2 separate regions of the Homo sapiens genome follow, and region 1 is linked to region 2. A link is a contact called in ENCODE Hi-C or POLR2A ChIA-PET data. All regions are on one chromosome and are shown on one strand. Each heading gives the region's core, a stretch centred on a gene start or an enhancer-like site at or near the end of the contact. The rest is flanking DNA. Distances are from core to core; before and after follow the strand shown.

The links. A loop is a pair of places that touch in the nucleus more often than their neighbours do. ChIA-PET counts read pairs that join two places held with the same protein, here RNA polymerase II (POLR2A). Pooled maps may share reads with other maps.
Region 1: a map of PC-9 shows a loop between it and region 2 (10-fold over the local background). The contact joins the enhancer-like site here to the promoter of KCNH1 in region 2. A Hi-C loop is called at or near these places in 10 of 168 maps with a recorded cell type or tissue (A673, Calu3, HCT116 and 7 more), 6 of 37 single-sample maps with no recorded cell type and 15 of 50 pooled maps. POLR2A ChIA-PET finds 5 or more read pairs at or near these places in 2 of 52 experiments (MCF 10A and activated naive CD4-positive, alpha-beta T cell).

Annotation. Positions count from the first base shown.
Region 1 is chr1:211,651,140-211,655,700 of GRCh38, forward strand. It overlaps NTRAS (non-coding transcript regulating alternative splicing), which reads left to right. Exons shown (of 3, transcript NR_131925.1): 3 at 2,905-3,483. Among named protein-coding and RNA genes, the nearest start is that of NTRAS, 14 kb to the left of the region's middle. Within about 2 kb of position 2,417, at least 2 of the 41 ENCODE cell types and tissues checked have a DNase peak (open chromatin) inside an H3K27ac peak, as active enhancers do; they include PC-9 and endothelial cell of umbilical vein, where a contact is called at or near this core.
Region 2 is chr1:211,132,364-211,136,646 of GRCh38, forward strand. It overlaps KCNH1 (potassium voltage-gated channel subfamily H member 1), which reads right to left and starts at 1,785. Exons shown (of 11, transcript NM_172362.3): 1 at 1,504-1,785. The coding sequence starts at 1,582. KCNH1-IT1 (KCNH1 intronic transcript 1) reads right to left here and starts at 1,011. Exons shown (of 2, transcript NR_046784.1): 1 at 825-1,011; 2 at 1-663. RefSeq lists silencers at 1,002-1,192, 1,687-1,966.

The sequences.
Region 1 (4,561 bases), core at 1,167-3,666, 520 kb after region 2:
CACAAAATACTCTGTGTTTGCCTTTTCTCTCAATCTATTCAACTGCTCACCCCACCCAACTCCCACCAATCCAGTCCTCTACCCTGGGACTTTAGCCTGCAGTAGGAAGATCAGCCCACGAGTGTGACCACCCAGGTCCCCAACCTCAGCCCATCTTCTTCCCAGTTTCCTGGGCCTGGAGGGGAGCTCTAATCCCTTTCAGTTTTAGCCTTGATATCCTTAACATCTTTGCCACTAGACAGTGGGCCACGGACGAGCTGCATCAGTATCCCCAGAGCTTATTAGAAATGTAGACTCTCAAGCCCCACCATGGACTTGCGGAACCAGGGCTTGTATGTTAACAAGGTGCCCGGGTGATTCACATGCACATTAAAGTCAGAGAAGCGGTGCTGGCTTGCAGCACATCCTGGCAGCGTGTTCTCCTTAGCTTATGTCAGACTCCTGGATCTGGTCCGCCAGGCCTGGTTCTTAATATGTTAGTGGAACTCAGCAAATTTAGGAAACCCTTCTCTCTCTTGTCAAAGTTTGACTTCTAGATGCTGCAGACTCAACTATCTTGCCTCCATGCCTTGGATGTCACTGGCTGCATAAGGACTTTGTCTTTCTCTTGACATTCTTGCTGTAACAATCCCAGTCCTCCTCAGTCCATTCTTCTTGAAAATGGCACTGGGGAAAGAGGCAAATATACAGAATGGAGAAAGAGAGAAACACATGAACATACTTGAAAACTACTCTCCCAGCTACAATAGCTTTTGCTGACTTGAGCTTCAAGTGATGCCAGCAGGCTACATGGAGGGTAGAGGTGAGAAGGGGTGGCACACACTTCACAGATGTCACAGAGGAGGACGCTCCTTCTACCACACTGTCCCTTGTCTAAGGACGCAAAGGAGAAAAGCCTTGCCTTAGCATCCAGAGTGGTTCAATATTACCTGAGCAAGTGAACTGCCTTTATTTTACAGGCCTCTAGGGCATAACTATCCATTTGCCCTTTTTTGTTTTGGCCACTAGGAAGCTTAGAGACAGATTTGTGGTCCAACAACGGTAAGTGTATGATCATGTCTAATTCTCATGCAGGACTGATCCCTGGCTTCACCCTAGCTTGTCTTCTTCCTCCTTGCTTTTAACATATGCATTTTATTATAACCATGTATTCGTATAAGCCACTTTAAATCTCTCCTGAAGCCAAGTGAAATAACTTTGTAAGTAGGTACTGTTCTAGGTCCTTGCCTATGGCGTATTCCCTCTTGATCTTTGCCATTGTTAACATCCCCATTGCACAGATGAGGACACTGAAGCGCAGAGAGGTGAAACAAGCAAGCCAGGCTCAGGGCAACGGTGAGTGTCCAAGCCAGGGTATCTCAGCTCTCTGTGTTCAGAGTTTGGGCCCCAGAAGGGACCACCTGGATCCTGTCTTGGCAGCAGGCAGGCCAACACGGCGCTGAGAGGGAGCTGAGGGGAGGTGTGGGTCAGATTTCTGGCAAGCCCTGAGGCTGTCAGTGAACCGCTGTGGGGTCCCCCCAGCATGTGCTTTGGGGCCACACCCTAATGGGGGTCTTCTTTATGTTATGACCACTCCTGCAGTTAATCAACCACAAGGTTGTTTTTTGTTGTTGCTGTTTTTTCTGTTTGTTTTTTTTTTTTTTTGAGACAGAGTTTCAGTCTGTTGGTCAAGCTGGAGTGCAGTGGCACAATCTTGGCTCACTGCAACCTCCATCTCCCAGGTTCAAGTGACTCTCCTGCCTCAGCCTCCCGAGTAGCTGGGATTACAGGCATGCACCACCACGCCTGGCTAATTTATGTATTTTTAGTAGACACGGCATTTCACCATGTTGGCCAGGCTGGTCTTGAACTCCTGGCCTCAAGTGATCCACCCGCCTCGGCCTCCCAAAGTGCTGGGATTACAGGCATGAGCCACCGAGCCTGGCCTTAAGCACGAGATTCTTAAGGATAGCACTGGGACCGGTGATTCTGTGACTGGAGCTGATTAACTGCTTTGTGGGAATAAGTAAGGGCTTCAAAGATGTGTGCCCATCTCGGCTGCCAGGCCCTGAGTTCTTGAGGTGGAAGCTGACTCTCCACCTTTCTGGCTGATCTAGGCAGGCTAGTTCCCTGAAGACTCAAGGTAAGCTGCCTTCTAGAATGAACTTGGGATGAAGGTAAATGATGACACAGGGCAGCTGTCTGAAAAAGAAAGGTTTATTTATCTAAACCAACAAGAAAGGATTCTTTTTAATTGGAAAAACAATTAAAGAATAGTGCATGTATTCAGATCCTATTTTTCCCAGTGTGTTTTTGTTGTTGTTGTTGTTGTTTTTGAGATGAGGTCTCACTCTGTCGCCAGGCTGGAATGCAGTGGCGCAATCATAGCTCACTGCAGGCTCCACCTCCCAGGCTCAGGCAATCCTTCCACTTCAGCCTCCTGAGTAGCTGGCACCACAGGCACACACCACCACGCCCAGCTAATTTTTTGCATTTTTGGGTTTCACCAGTTGCCTAAGCTGGTCTCGAACTTCTGAGCTCAAGTGATCTGCCCACCTCAGCCTCCCATAGTGCTGGGATTACAGGTGTGAGCCATTACACCCAGCCTACGTGTGTTTTAAATACACATACTCAGATGGATCCACTCAGACACACACACAGACCCCCATACACAGAGACACTCTATCCCCATCCCGCAACACACACACACACACACACACACACACACACAGAGTCTAGAAAGGACCACCAAACACCAAAGTGTTAATAGCTACTTCCGAAAGCAGAGATAGAAACTAGGCTAATGGGTGAGGAATGTTTACCTTTTAATTTTCACTATATATACTTTCCATATTGTTAGAACTTTTTACAACGATGTTGTCACTTCATGATTTAACTGTTTTGTTTTGTTTTGTTTTTTAATAGAGTGAATCATCTGTGAACACTTCCTGTGAACGTGTGACTATGATTATGGAACACTCTGTTGCATCAAGATGGCCAGAGATTGTCTCAGAGTCCAGGCAGTGGGAGGAGGGGGGATTTGTTTCCTGGCTGGGTGGTCGTAGGGCATCAAGGGATGAGCAGCTTTGGTTGTCTGGGATTTCAGCAGCTTGAGGGGAGCTGTAGGGCCCCAGAGCTGTCGCTGTGGCTGTGGTGTCAGAAATGTAAGCAAGGTGCCTCCATGGAGGTTAGCGAGGGTGCCCCTCTGAATGCCGGGTGGAATGCAACCTTTCGCATGGAGGAGGCCCTCAGCAGCTGACCTCTGTCTTCCCTGTGTAGAGGGAGGGAGGCTGAGGCTGGGGCTGAGCGAGGGGTAAAGTAAGCCACGTGTCTCATCAGCTAGCCTGCAGCAAGCACAGCCCTCTGGGAGGGCTGGTTCTATCCTCCTCCTTGGTGTGAAATCCATCAATCTAATAGGGATCCTTATTTTCCCAGCCACCAAGTCACAATGAGCAATAATCTCTTCTTGTTGGTGCATATAAATTTGCTTCATTCTTTTTTAAACAGCTGCCTTGTGTCGCCTTTTGCATTCAGCCCAAGTCCAGCCTAGGAGGACAGCCTTATCTTAAGTCACTGAGGGAACTAGCTTGCCTAACTGAAAGGGCTTTGCCCTGGAAGGAGAAGGGTCTTCTGGAAACATAAAACGTTTCAGGGGAGGGCAGTCCTGAATGAGATGGCTCTAGGGGGTGGGGGACACTGGACCGCCTGAAGGTACTGGGCATCTGGCCTGGGCTTTTGAGGAAATGCAAAGCCATGCTATAGATGATGCTGAGCAAAGGCGGGAGAGAGACGTGGGGGTCCTACCGGGGTCACTTGAAAACCCCTTCTCCGGCCTCCCCCACGCTAACCCATCTCTCCTGGCACGCAAGTCTGGAAAGGCCACTGGCCCTAACCATGCTGGCTCTGCGTCCACCTTCCTCTTCAATTCAAATGGCTTGGATAAAGCCATGGGTTATGACGCTTAACCCATCACTGTGGGAAACTGGATGACTTGGGGAACAAAGCCAACCTTTTGCTGTCTTGCGGAGGCAGGCAGTGGAGGGTTATTGCCAAAAGCCTGAGCTCCGGAGCTGTGATCTCTGAGTCTCAGTTTCCCCGTGTAAAATGTGATTCGAATGATACCTACTTCACAGGGGTATTGTAGGGATTGAAGGAAATAATGGGGAGAAGGCATTTATCCAATGCCCGGCATAGACTCTCGCAGTAACTCCCAGTTGCTCAGGCTAGTCGGGGAGGGTGGGACTGCGGCTCTAGCAGAGCCATGGCGCCACCTTGCGGTTCTGTCGGCCAGGACAGTCGGTTAATCAGATTCAAATCCAGTGACCCTTTTTCAAGCGCCTGTGAGTAGGCCTGTGCTGGGTTGAACTCATTATTATTTAAACATGTAAACTGTGTAATGGTAAGTACAGTGCTAGTGTCTAACAGAACATCTTGGAAAGATCTTACAGTGCGATGCTGGAGAAACATCGTTTGGAAGGAACCCGCTCTCCACGCCCCCATCAAAGGGACCCCCTTCTAAGCTACCATGACTGCTCAAATACCCCAGACGTTCCCAGCTTCAGCGACTAACTGGAAACAAGGT
Region 2 (4,283 bases), core at 535-3,034:
GCAATTATCATCCCCTTGCATCCCCAGGTAATGACTGTGACCTTGACCTAAAAGCCACCTTAGTTTGAATAAGGAAGACCTTGAAAGGAAAGGTGACTGACCAGAAACACTCTTAAGAGGCACACAATAAAGAAATGATCATTTCTAAGAAAGTACTTAAATAATACGTGATTATTTGCTATGCTAGTTGATGTGTTTCATTATAAGATAAACTTAAATCACTGTTTAATTAAAGAGTGTTTATTAGTAGCATAAGTCACTTTTCATGCCCTTCCCCTGAATCCCTAACTAAATCCAAACAGAAGCTCATCATTTTACACAGAAGCTCCTTAGACTCTGAAATCGTGATATTTACACATTATTAAAACCCATTTCCTAAGTTAGCTCCTCATGTCTCCCTGGTAGAAGAATGTCATCTGTTTCTGGAAGGGGTGGGGTGGGGGCTCTAGGAGTCTGCAAAGAGCATCTTATGCTTGGCTATCTTTCAATATAGCCATTTGATGAACTCGTGCGCTGCGCCTTCCAACTGCCAGGACTCCTAGTCGCTCTGCAAGTGCTTAGTTGGGGTCTCTCCTCTGTTAAGTCCGAAAGGCGTTTGGAATTCTTCCTTTCCATCCCCGCTCCTAGGACTCTCGCCTCTCAAGGCTTCATGCTACCGTCGATCTTAATGCCACAAGGAAACAGATGAGTGCTGATTGTCAGTTTATTGGGTAATGGATCTATTTATAGGTTTGGTGAGATTGGGAATTTATAGGTGAGCAACACTTAAGGGTGGCATAAAACCGTTGTGGGTTTGGAAGAGGGGAAATATAACAGGTTTGTACCTGTGACCATTTAGTTCGCTCTGCACCTGTGCCCTCCACTTCCCACCTGACGCCAGGAAAACCATCTGCCCCTCACTTCGAAGGTGAGCCTTAACTTCACCTAGAAAGTGGTGGGTGGGTGAAGGGGTGGAATCAGGCCGCCGAGAGCACGTCCCGACACCTCGGACTTTTCAGTTGCAGGGATGGAAGGTGGAGGCAGCCGGATCCTCCCATTCTGAGGCAGCGGGGACCTGGAGTTGCCCGTCTCTACTGCTGGCTCTCCCTGGGGAGAGGCGGCGCCTCTGGGAGCAGCCCGGGAGCCCCAGAGCCTTCGCGGAAGGGTGGGCAGTGCCGATGGGGCGCGCGCTGCCGCTCCGGCTGCAGCCAGCTTTCCATCACTTTTCCCAGTACTTTGCTCAGCAGCTGTCACGCATCCTTGGAGATAAGACCGAGAGGGCGCTAGAAAGGCCCAAAAGGCGTCCCCAGAAGAGCTCTCCTGTTAGGATGGGGACCCATCAGACCCCGCCCCGCCCTGCCCACCTTTCTCTGCCTCGGGGAGGCTGCCCTGGGTGCCCGCGCCGCGGCTCCTTAGCAGAGCTCGCGGGTTCTGCTGCATCTGCTGGCTCCGAGCGGCGAGAGGTTCTGCAATAAAGGCACGGATAAAACGCCCGGGTAATCGAAATCCGAATGCACCTCTTACCATTGGACCGCCGAACAATATTCTCCAGAAACGTGTTTTGAGGGGCCACTAGTCCCCTCCTGCCCCCAGCCATGGTCATCCTCCCAGCAGCTCGGGGTCCGGCGGGCGTCCTGGCGCGGCTTCTTACGACAGCAGGAAACTGGCCTCGGGGCCCGCACGCAGTCCCGGCTCGAAGCGCCCCATGCGCCCGGCGGGGATCCGCAGGCAGGGCTGGCGGCTCCCTCTGGCTGCTACCCTCGCGCCCTCTTCGCGCCTCCCTCCCTGCGGCCCGCCTCGCAGTGCACTCGCGCCGGCCTCGGCTAGCGGCAGCCGCCTCCGGGTGGGCGGAGGGAGCAGCGGCGCCTGGGCCGGCGGCGCCCCCTACCGGGCTCGTGCCCCACCGCCGGCCTGCGGGAGACCAAGCTGGGGGGCTCCCGCAGAGGCAGGGAAGTGGCGGGCGGCCGTGGACCAAGGCTGGGACGGCAGCGCCACCCTCTGGGTTCAGCCGGGAAATGTGTTCAGGATGTGCCATGGGCTGGGTGGAGAGGAGGGCATTGTGAGCAGCTTTCAGGGCGGATTCACCCCCAACAAGTCTTAGGGGAGCGTGCTGATGTAACTCTCTTCCTTTGCTCTGTTTCAGGCCGGGGCCCCCGGGACCTGTGAGGCTCTGGGAACACCTTCTTGCCTTCCTGTAAGGTTAGCCTGACTAGTGAAAGTTGCCCCACCTTGATTCTAGGCCAGTGTTTGAGCAGTAATTAATGAAGTCGTATTGCAATAGTGCAGATTTAGAGTGACTGGCAGATTCAGCTTCAGAAGAGTTGTCTTGGGTTGTTTTTACCGTAGACACAAATGCAGGCTCCTGATGTTTGGTATGATCAGTATCAAACTGCCTGACAAACATCAAAGGGGTGGACTTGTCTCTAAGGGCGAATGCTCAGGAGAGGGGCAGCATTAATTAAGCAACCGTGGCTTTGGCTTGAAGGGTAGTCTGTAGTGCAGAGGATACAGTTAGTTTTTACAGCTGACCCCTGGTATACGGAAGAACCACATACACCCAAGGTTTCTGGACAGGGGCTAAGACAACGGTCGTTTGTTCACTTATTTTGGGGGATTTCGACCCACACATAGTCTGTACCTGCCTTTTTACTATGTATCCCCAGTCGGTGCGGTGGGAGACTAAGCCTATGTCCCACAGGAGAAATGAATGGAGAGTTTACTAGTTTCAGACTGAGTCAACAGTCAACACAAAAATGTAAGAGAAAAAAAAACTAACCCTGAAAATTAATTGTCTGGGTTAGCCATCCTGACATATCCTAATGTATTGCAAAGACATCCTGTCTCAGTTAATTAATTTCAAAAACAGAAGAACTAATTCTTGCCCAGAAATCTCTCAGAGTTGCTGTGAAGATCAAGCAAGAATTATGTATGGGGACAGCACCTTAAATTGTAAAGTGCTGTGCCAAGGTCAGACGTCATTATTGGAGTGACTAAATAAATTGGGCCATTACGAATATCACCCTTTATCTCGTCTTGTGTAGAGACAAAGTAAACAGATTGCTGTTAGCAGAGAGTTGGATAAGACTGTCATAGGATTTGAAATGCAAGTAATGATACACTTTTTCCTTAAGATAGCCTTCTACCCATCGCCTGTTACCTAGTCTAGAACAGTGATTTCTTAAACCCTAGCTCCGTCTAGTGGTTCTTTGTTCTATTACAAATGAGATAACACTGGTTGAAGAGAACTTGATTCTGAAATGTATTTGGTGCTGAGCTGAGCCAGTTTGGTGCCTATCCACTTCATTTGAATAAGTTCATTTAAATAAGGTTTTTAAAGTTGTGTTATCGCACAAACATGCCAAGGGAAGATTTTTCATGACAATATTAAAAACCCATCAAGAAACCTCATAATCCTGCTTGTGAAAGGAAGATAAAGAAAATAATGTGGAGGGGAAAACTATCATAGAGAGTTAATAAAATTTCTAAGGTTTTAATGAGCTCTCATGTTCTGTGGCTTAGATAAAAAAGGAAACAGATGATATTAGTTTGAGATCAGAGATGTTAAAGCCTTGGTGGGCAACCTGATGAGAAAAAGAAATAAGATGTCTTCCATTTTAAATGTACTACTGAAATGGATCTCAACATGGACTCTGTGTGTGTGTGTATGTGTGTGTGTATTGGCACCTTTTTGAATACTACAATTTTTGGTGGCACACTTGAAGAAATTAAAAGACCTAAAACAAAATAGTGCTACTACAAAGTGGTTCTTTTTTTTAAAGTTTTAAACCTCCAGATTGTGTGCCATAACACGATCACATTATTTTACGTCTTTTTGCTTAAATAAGACTGGATGCTTATAAAAGCACTGTTATACTGTGTTATGGCACTTTAAGTACTTGCTTAGAAATGATCATTTCTTCATTGTGTGCTTCTTAAGAGTGTTTCTGGTCAGTTACCTTTCCTTTCAAGGTCTTCCTTATTCAAACTAACTAAGGTGGCTTTTAGGTCAAGATCACAGTCATTACCTGGGGATGCAAGAGGAAGATAATTACTACGTGAACAGCTACAATGAACTGTTTTGCCATAAAAAAAAAAAAAAAAGCTGGAGGTGTTCATGGATTTTTAAATAAAATAAATATTTAAGAATTAAATTGCTAAAAAGTCAGCAGTCTTTCATCACAATGTGAGTGTCTCATGGTGTCTGTGGAGGTACATCCAGTTTTTCCCCCATTCCCTTGGTTCACTCACAACACATCTGACTGCAGGAATAAAATCATGTTCTGCCCTGTCCACAGCCACATTCT